Regions from separate parts of the Homo sapiens genome. Here region 2 is linked to region 1. A link is a contact called in ENCODE POLR2A ChIA-PET data. All regions are on one chromosome and are shown on one strand. Each heading gives the region's core, a stretch centred on a gene start or an enhancer-like site at or near the end of the contact. The rest is flanking DNA. Distances are from core to core; before and after follow the strand shown.

Region 1 (5,533 bases), core at 2,288-4,787:
AAAGTGGCATACAATGGAGGTTGTGCAACGGAAATGGTTTAGTTGGACTTTCTGAAAGAAAGCCAAATCTGGCAGAATCAGAGGTTGAACTTAACAGACTCTTTTCCTTTGACCAAAACTTTATCTAGGCTCCTCCAAGTCCTCTGCTTGATGGGGCCTGAACTTGGGCTTCCTTCTGTGTCCTCATAGAATCCAGTCTGAGCAAGAATTCTGCTCACTTTAGCAAAAATCCCCTCTTTGGTGCCTTACCACCCTTAATGCCTTATCACCCCGACCTGCCTTTTGCAGTAACTGATCAAGTCAGTTTAGCCAGAAACCCCTCATCCTTGATGTTTTCTCTTAGTCATTTTCCACCCCTGACCCCACTCAGCTCCCTGGTTATAAATCCCCACTTGTCCTCGCTAGAGTTGAAGTGGAGTCCGATCTCTCTCCCCCACCGCAAGACCCCATTGCTGTGGTCCCCATACCCTATCGCCATGGCTCCCCTTGAATAAAGTCTGCTCTGCCATTCTTAAGAAACTGAACCAAGAAAATTCTAGAAGACAGGAGCAGTCAGTTCAATCATCAACACCAGTGAGGCAGCAATGAAGATACAGAGGTGTAACGTGACTGGGAAGGAAGCAGACAGGGTTAGGGGACCAAGTGGGTGAGAGTGGCAAGTGACTGACAGCCTGGAGTTATGGGTGGCTCCAGATTTTTCTGGCTCAAAACTGGAGAATAATACCATTAACCAAAATCAAGAACATGTCAAGAATATGTAAAAGGGCACTTTTCCCTTAAGTACCACAATCTCAGCAATGGCAGGCTTGACTCCTAAATAATATCAAATCAGAAATTTCTCATTCGTCTATCTGAGCAATTTGATTGAGACCTGTAATACATCTTTGCTAAACCAGGCCACAAAATGTGTACCCGATCGATATATAATTCCTCAAATACCTATCTTGTTTTCACCTTCCTTCTAGAAACATACATGGCCTTTTTAAATACACACATTTTCTACAGAAATGCTCAGGGCACAGAGGGCTGGAGGTCACAGCCATCTAGGGATCTAGGGTGTGTTGCCTTCTGCAGGCTGTCACGGGGCTCATGTGGGCCAGAAAAGGCTTCTCTGGTCTGAAGGCAATACTTGGCATATGCAGAACGCCTGCTGTCAGCAGTTGCTTTTCAAAGGCGATGTTAATTCCAGCTCATTGTTCTACCCCATTTTCCATTCAGAGGCACAGCACGAGGTATTTGGCAGGCCATGAACTAAAGCTGCACATGTATTCCAATCTCTTTTGGGGTGGGTCCCGGCCTTGCTCCCACACTCTCCCTCTCTCCTCCCACTTTTAGTATTTCAACTTTCTTCCCCTTTTCATTTCTGCTTCCGACTTACATACTGCACGGGTGTGGCCTCGTGGAAAAGTAGATTGGTCTTTGGAAATAGAGCTATTCCCACAATAGGTGGAGATGTGGGATAGATTGGAATGATCCAAACGCAAATCTCAATCCAGATCCTGTCGATACGAGACCGTGGCTGTGGTGTAGACGAGGAAGGCTGGCAAACCCAGAAAGATCCAATGGACAAAGCTTCATCAAGCCCTTATCATGCCTGGCATTGAGGATGTAACAAAGAACAAGGGAGACCCCTGTTCTCAAGGAGCGTAGGGTCCAGTGGGCCATGCTAGGCCTGAGGTCACCTCCCTGAGAAGGAAGCCTTGTCACTGCCATGTTAGAGATGGGCAAGCTCAAGTGCAGAGCCATTACAACCTTCCTAGCAGCCAAGCCTCATTAGTGGCAAACTTCCAGGTCTACTGACTCTGCTCCCTCTATCACAGCTGCCCACTGGCTTAACAGTGGCATCAATACACCCATCCTGGATGACTCTATCCATGACTTGGAATGATCCTTATAACCTATTAAGCAGGAAACAAAATTAAAGAACCCAAATCCAGCTTAGTGCCAGTTTCTAGTGGCATCACCTGATGTGTTCTTTTTGCCTGCTGCACTGATAAAACCAATTCATTGAGACAGTGGTATTGCAGTAGAGAAAGGGTTAATAATTGCAGGGCTAGCCGAGCAGGAGGACAGGAGATATTACTACTCAAATCAGCCTCCCTCAGAACTCAGAGGCTATGGATTTTATAGATTGTTTGTTAGGCAGGGGGCTAGGGAATGGGGGCTGCTAATTGGTTGGGGATGAATTCACAGGAGTATGGAAAATGGTCCTCCTGTCCTGAGTCAGCATCTTGGTGGAGGCCACAAGACTGGTTGAGTCATGAGTCATGGGTCCAGGTGAAGTAAGTCGCCAGAATGCAAAAGTCTGAAAACTATCTCCAAAGGCCAATCTTAGGTTATACAATAGTGATGTTATCTATAGGAGCAATTGGGGAAGTCACAAATCTTGTAATCTCTGACCACATAATTCCTGAGCAGTGAGGAATTATAGAAAAGCAAGCTAGGAACAATGGCGGGTTATTGTTTAACTGTACCTACATTTTAGCAGAGTTCAGGCCCCTCCCATAACCATAATCTTTTAAACTTTTATTAGTTTTTCAAAGGTGGTTTAGTCCCTTAGCAAGGAGAAGGTTAGTTTTTGGGAAGGACTATTATCATTCTTGCTTCAAAGATAAACTATAAGCTAAATTCCTTTCATGTTTAGCTTGGCCTACACCCATGAACGAATGAAGACCAACAGCCTGTGAGGCTAGAAGCAAGATGGAGTTGGCCACACTAGATTTTCTCATTGTCATAATCTTTGCAAAGGAGTTTTAATCTCTAGCTTCCCTTTAAGTTCAAGGTTGAGGTTGCATAGAATAACTTGAAAAATTGGCCTATTATTCAACAACCTTTGTGATAAAGATTACCCCAGAGGGTGTGACCTTAACTCTGAAACATCCTATTATTCTAACAGAAAGGAGTTAGGCTCTTAAACCTGCTCAGTAAATGCCAGATCCAAATATTCTAGGAGGTGCATAGATTTGGTTACCTGGCCTCTCCTCTTGTTGAGTATCTGCTGTACTCCAATTACTACATCCATTTAATCACACTGTGACCGGACCCCACAGTCCAATCACAAGAATGAGTGGTTGGCAGTGTTATGACTAGGCTGTCCCAAAAGCCCTAGTTCCAAATTTACCAGGCAAGGAGAGCAGCAGGAAGACCAGCTGCAGAGGGGATTGACTTTCTTCCACTTGGTCAGGAGGCCGGCACCTTTGAAATTCAAAGGCACTTCCTTAAAGCCAAAAAAAAAAAAAAAAAAAAGCTAGTCCGGGTCCTTCTGATCAGGGAGGATGTGGAGGACGGGTGTGAGTCAGCTCTCCAGGCAGCTGCTGTGAGCTGATGGAGCTTGGGTGGAACCCACTGAGACACCGCACTCCAAAGCACCTACCGCCCAGTGTGGCTAGTGTGGGAATGCCAGTGCATGCCATCCTGCCTTGGGCTTCTCCAAATGAGTGACTGCTTGGCACCAAAGGCAGCACGTCACCCACTGGAGGGCTGAGAGGCAAAGCCACAAGCGATGACAGGCCCTAAAGGAAATAGCGTCACCATAAGCCAGACTGGAACCTTACCAAGGGTGCAGTCTGGAAAAAAAACCCAGATGCTGTGTCAGCTCAGCCACACCCAGCCACAGGAGAGCTGGAAAGGGAAAGATTACCTAGAGAGGTGGGGCAGCTTGGCGCTCTGCAGGGGAGAGAACCAACATCAGGCTTTGCGTTGACCTCAGTAAGAGCTTGTCCAACAAACAGGCCTTGAGTAAGGTGCACCCAGGTTGGAATGTGGGTCCATGACTCCTGATTGTGTGGCCTTGGCCAAAGAGTCTTGGCTCTCTGAGTCTCAATTTCCTCAAAAGTGACAAAAACAAACTTCAGAGAGTCACTGTGAGGATTTAATGAGACAATATGTGCACACACACACACACATGCCCCTAGGACAGTGCCTGACACATAGTAGGTGCTCAATAAATGTTAGTTCTTTTGTCACACCCTGCATCCTACTCATTCATTTGTGAAACCACTCGGAGCAGAGATCCCTGACAGAAAGACCTTCATTTATAGGATAAATGTACTAAGTTCAAGTCTGAATCCTACCCATCCATTTAGAAGCAAGAATAGAAATAGTAATTCCACAGGCCGCCCAGATGTGTGCATCCTTCCTTCCCAATGCATCACTGCTGGTTTTCCCCAGCATTCGCCAGTGCAGTGGAGACCAGAGTTTCAGAGCCTTCCACACTGTCCACTGAACAGCCCCACCCTTGCGCTCAGGCTTTCCTTTCCTATAGACCACCCTGTGAGAGTCTTGGTGAGCCCTGGTCTTCTTTCTGCGCATGGTGTGCCTCCTGTTACCCTCTTCATTCTCACCTCCCTCATCCCCCAATCCTCCCCTCCAGGTCCAGGCTCTTTTCACCTGCTAGGAAGCTGACCTCCTGTTGTCCACCACAGCTCCTCCCCCTTGGTGGAGCCCAAGCTCTCACTCTCCAGGGAATTCTCCATATTGACATTGCCCATCAGGGAGGTCTTGAAATTACATCTCATTTATGTTTCCAAGTGTACGCAGAGCCCATGACTGCCTTCCTTCCTTTCAATCTTTCCAAAATTAAAAAAAAAAAAATTATATATAAGCAGCACAAATCACCTAGCAAACCATGTTAGCAGGAATCTGCGATTCCTTTTTACTTAGACACTGCTGGTGTATAAGTGGATCCTTAGAAAAGGAGAAAGCTAGGGAGTGTCAGGAGGAAGAAGTTGCCCAATTCTCTGCACATGAGAACATCTAGAAAAAAGTAGAGTGGTAGAGTCCTTCTCCCCACACCTCTCCTCCAGCCTGTGAGCTTTGTCTCACTAAAGAAAAGGAGTGAGGGGTGAATAGGAAAGCTACCTTGGGAAGCCAGGGAAGGCAGGCCCCTCTGTCTCCACCCCAGGCACCTCACTTGAAGCCCTGAGGGAAATGAAGCTCTCTGTTTAAAGAAGCAGCATTTCCTCCACCTGCACCTCAGCTATCAGTGAGGGAAGAGAAGCAGCACAAAGAGTTGCAAATTCCCCTCGAGGTCAGGCAACCTCTAGCTTACACCGGGGCAGCTTCCTCAGCTCACTGCCATCCCCCTACAGCAAACCAGAAAATTGAGTGTCTCTCTTTGAGGCTGCCATGGTCCCTGCATGTGAATACACCCAATAGGAAGCCTATCCATTAATGTGAGATTGTGTCCTGTGACCTGGACATAAAATGGGAATGGTGGCATCATTCCAAAATGGCAGATTTGGCACGAGCCTTGGGCCTTGGTTCTGCCACCATTGTTATAATAGACAGAGGTGACATAGGACTGGGTCTCACCTCTTGGTGGATCAAAGGGTTTATTCTTCACTGCTGTTGGCCAAGGGCACATGGGAGTGTAATGGGCTAAATGGTGGCCCCCAATAAGATGTGTCCATGTCCTAAATCCCAGAACCTGCAAGGGTGACCTTATTTAGAAAAAGGGCTTTGCAGATATAATTAAGGATCTCGAGATAAGATCATCCTGGATTATCCAGGTGGGCCCTAAATCCAGTGATAA
Region 2 (6,190 bases), core at 776-3,275, 1.3 Mb before region 1:
GTTATACTGTTGGAGTCTGAGAGTTTCGATTAATAGAAATTTATGGTTAACATTGATTTTGCATCTCTTCAGCATTTGTTGCCATATTCACTTTCTCACATCTCACTTTGCTTGTATGTATTTTTTCTTCTCTAAAATTTTTATTTGCCAGAGTTTTGTCTATTAGCTTTGAATACAAATATAATTTTATATTGTTTATGGGAAAATTAAATGCAGATGGCTTGAAAACTTCTGTATGTTGTCTCTGAAAATGGAGAGGATGAGAACCCACTCTGTTATATCTGGAGTTCAGGACAAAGCACAGATCTGGTCACAGGGGATCTTGCCTCCTTCTGTGTGGAAGCCACCAAGCACAGGGACTGGTAATGGATTCCACAGAATGGCACAGAGTTGCTAAGGAGGAAAGCCTGCCTTAAGGGGCTTATCCGTTATTGTCACCCATAAGGTTGACAACAGGCAATTCTTGTCTGTGATTATGCATTTTGGTTGCTGCTGGAGCTCTTCCGTTCTGGATAATTTCACAGATATTTTCAAGAGTTAAGGAGATAACATTTCCGTCATTTCTATGGATTGTACCAGCTGCTTCGTCTGTTTCCCATTGTATAAATATTTATACAAGGTCAAAATGTAAATGAAGTAATGCAGTGGTTGCACAGATGTAGTTCGTCTAGAGCAGTGGTTCTCAAGCAGTGTCAGCATTACCTGGGGTTTGGTTAGAAATGCAAATCTTTGGCCCAAATGGATTACTGAATCAGATTCTGGATATGGGGTCCAGGAATCTCTGTTCACTAGTCCTGTAGGTGATTTTGATGCTGCCAAATGTGGAGAACCACTGGTTTTCTGTCTGTACAACCCTTTTGAATGGACTCTTTAATAAATAATTTTCACTCACAGACGCTGGCAGTTGGTTTATACTACTTTTTCTAAAGTCTTTTATGCAGCGTTTTAAAAAAAGCCTTTGATTTTGAAAAGATTCCTGTAGTGATCTAAACTTCTTCCATTTTTTCCCCTCAAACTGTTAATAAGTAGGCCAATTCCATAGTTAAAATTCAGGAACATGTCAGATGTGGCTTAAAAATTCTAGAAATTGGGCTTTTGTCTAAATATCCATAACACAAAGCTTCTAGACTGAAGTTCTTTTTAGTCTTACCAAAAAAAAAAAAAAAAAGAAAGAAAGAAAGAAAAAGCTGCTATTTCATGCGGCATTTTAGCATAGTGTTTCTGTAAAAAGCATCTTTGTCAACATATCACTGAAGAGCATTTTCAAATGGCGTTGAACCATTCCTTCGAACTGTGACTCATCCATGTAGGTATTTGTCGATCTCCTACAGGAAGCAGCCTTCTTGGTGCTACCTGTACTCATTGCAGAAGCCACCACACCGTACCCTTAACCTCCTAGTCTGAGCCTGTGAATTTGAACAAGGGTAATAATTTATGATTAAGTGCATTTCTTACTGATCCATTTATCTTACACTTTCTGGTTCTTATCATTCTTCAATCAATCACATGGCCAGGAAAATGAATGTAAAAATACCTTCAGGTTTTTGTTAATAATTAAATCTTATTTTCTTGAAATGTCATTGTCTAACTCAAAAGGTCTTAGATTCCTTAATGCTAATCTGATATTCATATAATTATACTAAAAACAAGATAGGCTTTGGGATCACCCTTTCCTGCTCCAATCAGAAGTAAATAAAAATAGATTCTCAGCATTTAAGAACTGGAGGTGGGGCCAGGCGCGGTGGCTCACACCTGTAAACCCAGCACTTTGGGAGGCTGAGGCAGGCGGATCACGAGGTCAGAGAGTTCGAGACCAGCCTGACCAACATGATGAAACCCCATCTCTACTAAAAATACAAAAAGTAGTTGGGCGTGGTGGTACGCGCCTGTAATCCCAGCTACTCAGGAGGCTGAGGCAGGAGAATTGCTTGAACCCTGGAGGCGGAGGTTGCGGTGAGCCGAGATCGCACCATTGCACTCCAGCCTGGGCAACAGAGCAAGACTCTGTCTCAAAAAAAAAAAAAAAAAAAAGAACTGGAGGTGACCTTCCGATCCATATTCAGCCAGCTCCACCCTCCTGGCGATGGGAAATCTGAGGCCTCCAGGGTGCATGGTGGGAGGTGAGTGGTGTGCTGAGACCCGCCTGCCTGAGCTGGCCCTGCAGTCAGACCCCGGTCTTCTAAACTGCCTTGCCCTTCCCATAAAAGCTAAGGTATTGTTGAGCATTCTGTCTTAACTATTTCTAACAAGCCTCATACACATCTTGTTCCTGCAGTGTTCATTTTGTTAATACTCTAGATAGTGGTCATTTCCTTAAGGTAATTGATAGGAATTCGAAAACTGTTCCAGAATACTAGAATAGTGTTTCCTGCAGCATGGTTTTAGGAAACAGCATTTCCAGTAGCTGTTCCTAAGGACCTAATTTTGTGACCAACTCAGTAGTTGCCATGAATTCTTTGTTATGTAAAAGTTATTTATTCTGACTATCTGCAAAAAAACTGCCATTATTCCTAACTACTGTGTTTTAGGTAAGGATCATCTTTTTTTAGTTGCATGTAAAAGTATAGTACTTGATTAATGTGTGTAAAGGGTGTGTGTGTGTGTCTGTGTTGGAGCAAGGGTTAAGAAAAGCTCTGTAAAGTCATTTAACTTTCTTTGAAAACGTGTGTTAACTTTAGCATGCACAGAATTGTTTTTCCAAATGCCAATTCTGAGGAATAATGTTCTATAATACTTTAGAATACTCACAGAAATAATGTATGGTATAAAATAAATATGTCTGTTTTGAAAACTAATTATTGATGAAGGCTGGATATAAAACTTTTTAAAACTGTAGAAACACAGGTCACAGAAGTTGATACCTTAAAAATTCATGTATAAGGAAAACCAATGCCAGGAAAATACTTTTACGGGTCTTTTTTTTTAATCCAGCCTGAGAAAATTTGTATTCATTTGTTTAAGTGGGGGCAGGAGATTGGGAGACTTTAAAAATTGTTGTGTATACCTTATTTGAAAACTGAGGTAAGAAAAAATGTAACTGTTAAAAATGGTAACAGTACAGGAAAAGTGGTTTTTAAAACTGCAAGGAAATATTGTGTATTTTGTCATTGTCTAACAAGTCCTCAGTTTCTGAACAAAATTTTTCTAAAATATATTTTACTAAGCTCAGGGAACTAAAAGTACCTTTGGAAACAGCAATTATTGAAAATATTTAAAAGGAAGCTGAAACTTGTTTCTGACAGGCATCCACATTCTGGAGAAAAGAGAGAGAAAAGGAAACAGTCTGTACAATTACATATCCCTTATCTGAAATACTTGGGACTAGAAGTGTTGCAGGTTTTGGATTTTTTCCGATTTTGGAATATTTGCAGTATGCACTTACTGGTTGAGCATGGCTAAAACAAAAAACTGAAATCCTAAATGCTCCCATGAGCATCTCCTGTTAGAATCAGGTAGGTGCTCAAAAAGCTTCAGATTTCAGCGCAGGGATACTCAACCTGTGTTACAATTAGTAAGTCCCAGCAAATGCTGGCAAAGATGCAGAGAAACTAGCTGACTCACACAGTGATGATGGGGATGTAAAATGGAATAGCTACTCTGGAAAAGAGTTTGGCAGTTCCTTTCAAAACCGAAAAATGAACTTACCGTATGACCCAGCAGTTGCACTCTTGGGCATTTATGCAAGAGAAAGTACTTATTTTCATGTAGGAACTCATACACAAATGTTCATGACAGCTTTATTCATAATAGCCAAAAGTTGGAAACAGCCATTCAGTGGGTGAATGGTTAAACAAACTGTGGTACATCCATACCATAAAATTCTACTCAATAATAAAAGGGAACAGATTATTATGTGCTGTAGCTTGGAGAAACCCCAAGGCAATTATGCTGAGTGAAAAAAGCGAGTCTCAGAAGGATATATAGTACATGATTCCACTTACATAACATATGAAATAACATAATTATAGATTTGGAGTCCAGCTGAGTGTTTGGGGAAGGAGGGCATGGCTATAAGAGGTGTTGGAAGTAAATGCTTGGTGTCACCAAGTGAAAATGACACTCAGGCAAAAGTTTTCTCAGCAAGGCAATTTACTTCTATAGAAGGGTGTATCTTGTGGATGGAACAATGGCGAGAGCACACCAGACAAGGAAGGGGAAGGGGTCTTATTCCTAATGCCGCTAGCTCCTACTGCTGTGTCTTTCCCCTATTGGCTAGGGTTGGACTGCACAGTCTAAGCTAATTCCAATTGTCTCTTTTAAAGAGAGCAAGGGTATGAGCCGGAGTGGCAGGGTGAGTAGTTTTGGTGGAAAGGACAGTTACAGAACAGGTGACTAAGGATGCCTAAGGACAGAACAGGTGACAGAGGCTAGGAGGGGGTCATTTACTGAAACTAGGGGCAAGGAGAGTAAAGAATGAGGAAGTTAAACTTTAAAATGGAGAACAAAGAACAGGGAAGCTGAACATACTGACATATTGGTTCTTTGAAGAAGAACTCAGAACTTATTGTACTTAACAATTTTTCTCCTTCTTGAATTTTAAAGGAAGTTAACAGGCTAAACTTTGAAGAGGAATTTACTGTATCCTGCAAGGGGAACCTGAGGGAGTCTTACGGTGGTACTGTATTGATGTAGTGCTTACACAAGGCTATGCATGTAGTAAGACTGCATGGAGCTGTATGCCCATCTGCACGCACAGCGCATGTGTGACTGGTGAAATCTGAATAAGCTTTGTGGATTGTACCCATGTTAATTGTTGGGTTTTGACCTTATACCAGAATTATGTAAGATGTTAGCACTGAGGGACATTCAGGATGTACATTTCTAGGTAACATCCTATGAACCTATAATTATTTCGAAGTAAAAAGCTTTAAAAATTGAGTATTGCAATTTCATATAGTCATCCTAATGGGGGGAAAAATCCCTGATGGGTATACACCAAAATGTGCTAGTTGTAGTCATCTATAATAGGAAAAGTCCCCTAAAATAGGGACTTTCACCCTATTATTTGTGGAATAAATAATTTTTTATGGCTAAAAATTTTCCTCAGTGTACATAGTTCATGCATCAAAAATACCCTATTAAATAAATGCAGATAGGCCGGGCACGGTGTCTCATGCCTGTAATCCCAGCACTTTGGGAGACTCAGGTGGGCGGATCACCTGAGGTCAGGAGTTCAAGACCAGCCTGGCCAACATGGTGAAACCCTGTCTCCACTAAAAATACAAAAATGAGCCAGGTGTGGTTGTGCACATCTGTAGTCTTAGCTACTCGGCTACTCGGGAGGCTGAGACACAAGAATCACTTAAACCCAGGAGGTGGAGGTTGCAGTGAGCCAAGATCGTGCCATTTTACTCCAGCCTGGGCAATAGAGTGAGACTCTGTCTAAAAAGAAAAAAATGCAAATAATTAGAAGCATAAAAAATTTGGCCAGGTGCGATGGCTCACACCTGTAATCCTAGCACTTTGGGAGGCCGAGGCGGGTGGATCAAAAGGTCAGGAGATCGAGACCATCCTGTCAAACAATGTGAAACCCTGTCTCTACTAAAAATACGAAAATTAGCTGGGTGTGGTGGCGTGTGCCTGTAATCCCAGCTACTCAGGAGGCTGAGGCAGGAGAATGGCTTGAACCAGGGAGGCCGAGATTGCAGTGAGCCAAAATCGTACCACTGCACTCCAGCCTGGTGACAGAGTGAGATTCCGTCTAAAAAAAACAAAAAACAAAAAACAAAACAAATCATAGGTCCCAATTTTTAAAATCTGTCACATTGACAGAATTTAATGTCTTCTAGTGGTTATGTAATTTGACAGACTGTTGGCAATTGTTTTTATCAAAAAACAGCTTGAAGAGATGTTTATTTGTATTCAGAAAATTGTTTAGAGACTTACAGATATTTCACAGTTCTCTCTTGATCATGTCACATGTATTTTAATATCACAAAACTCATATTTCCTAACTCAATATAAAAACACCTGAATTGTAAATATTGAAGTTAGTTTTTAAAGTTTATTCTTAGTCTTATTTATCTCTAATGAACAATGCTCTTAATCTTTAATAGAGAGATTACTAGAATTTTTCTCAATTCATATGTAGTAAGTGTTACTGTTTCTCTTTTAACATTTTGAACTCTTAAGAGAGAGGCTTATCCTAGTTTTCTATACATGACTCCCAGAGGTTTGGGGGCCTTTTTCG

What was found. ChIA-PET counts read pairs that join two places held with the same protein, here RNA polymerase II (POLR2A).
Region 2: POLR2A ChIA-PET joins it to region 1 with 12 read pairs in activated naive CD4-positive, alpha-beta T cell. The contact joins the promoter of DTNBP1-AS1 here to the enhancer-like site in region 1. POLR2A ChIA-PET finds 5 or more read pairs at or near these places in 2 of 52 experiments (H1 and activated naive CD4-positive, alpha-beta T cell).

What each region holds. Positions count from the first base shown.
Region 1 is chr6:14,269,100-14,274,632 of GRCh38, reverse strand. No RefSeq gene overlaps it. Among named protein-coding and RNA genes, the nearest start is that of LINC01108, 14 kb to the left of the region's middle. RefSeq lists enhancers at 769-1,682, 3,518-3,662, 2,953-4,152 and a cis regulatory region at 3,585-3,595. Within about 2 kb of position 3,537, at least 6 of the 41 ENCODE cell types and tissues checked have a DNase peak (open chromatin) inside an H3K27ac peak, as active enhancers do.
Region 2 is chr6:15,541,905-15,548,094 of GRCh38, reverse strand. It overlaps DTNBP1-AS1 (DTNBP1 antisense RNA 1), which reads right to left and starts at 2,025. Exons shown (of 3, transcript XR_007059478.1): 1 at 1-2,025. All of the region lies in intron 7 of DTNBP1 (dystrobrevin binding protein 1), which reads left to right. LOC105374947 (a long non-coding RNA gene) reads right to left here. Exons shown (of 4, transcript XR_007059475.1): 4 at 3,724-6,190.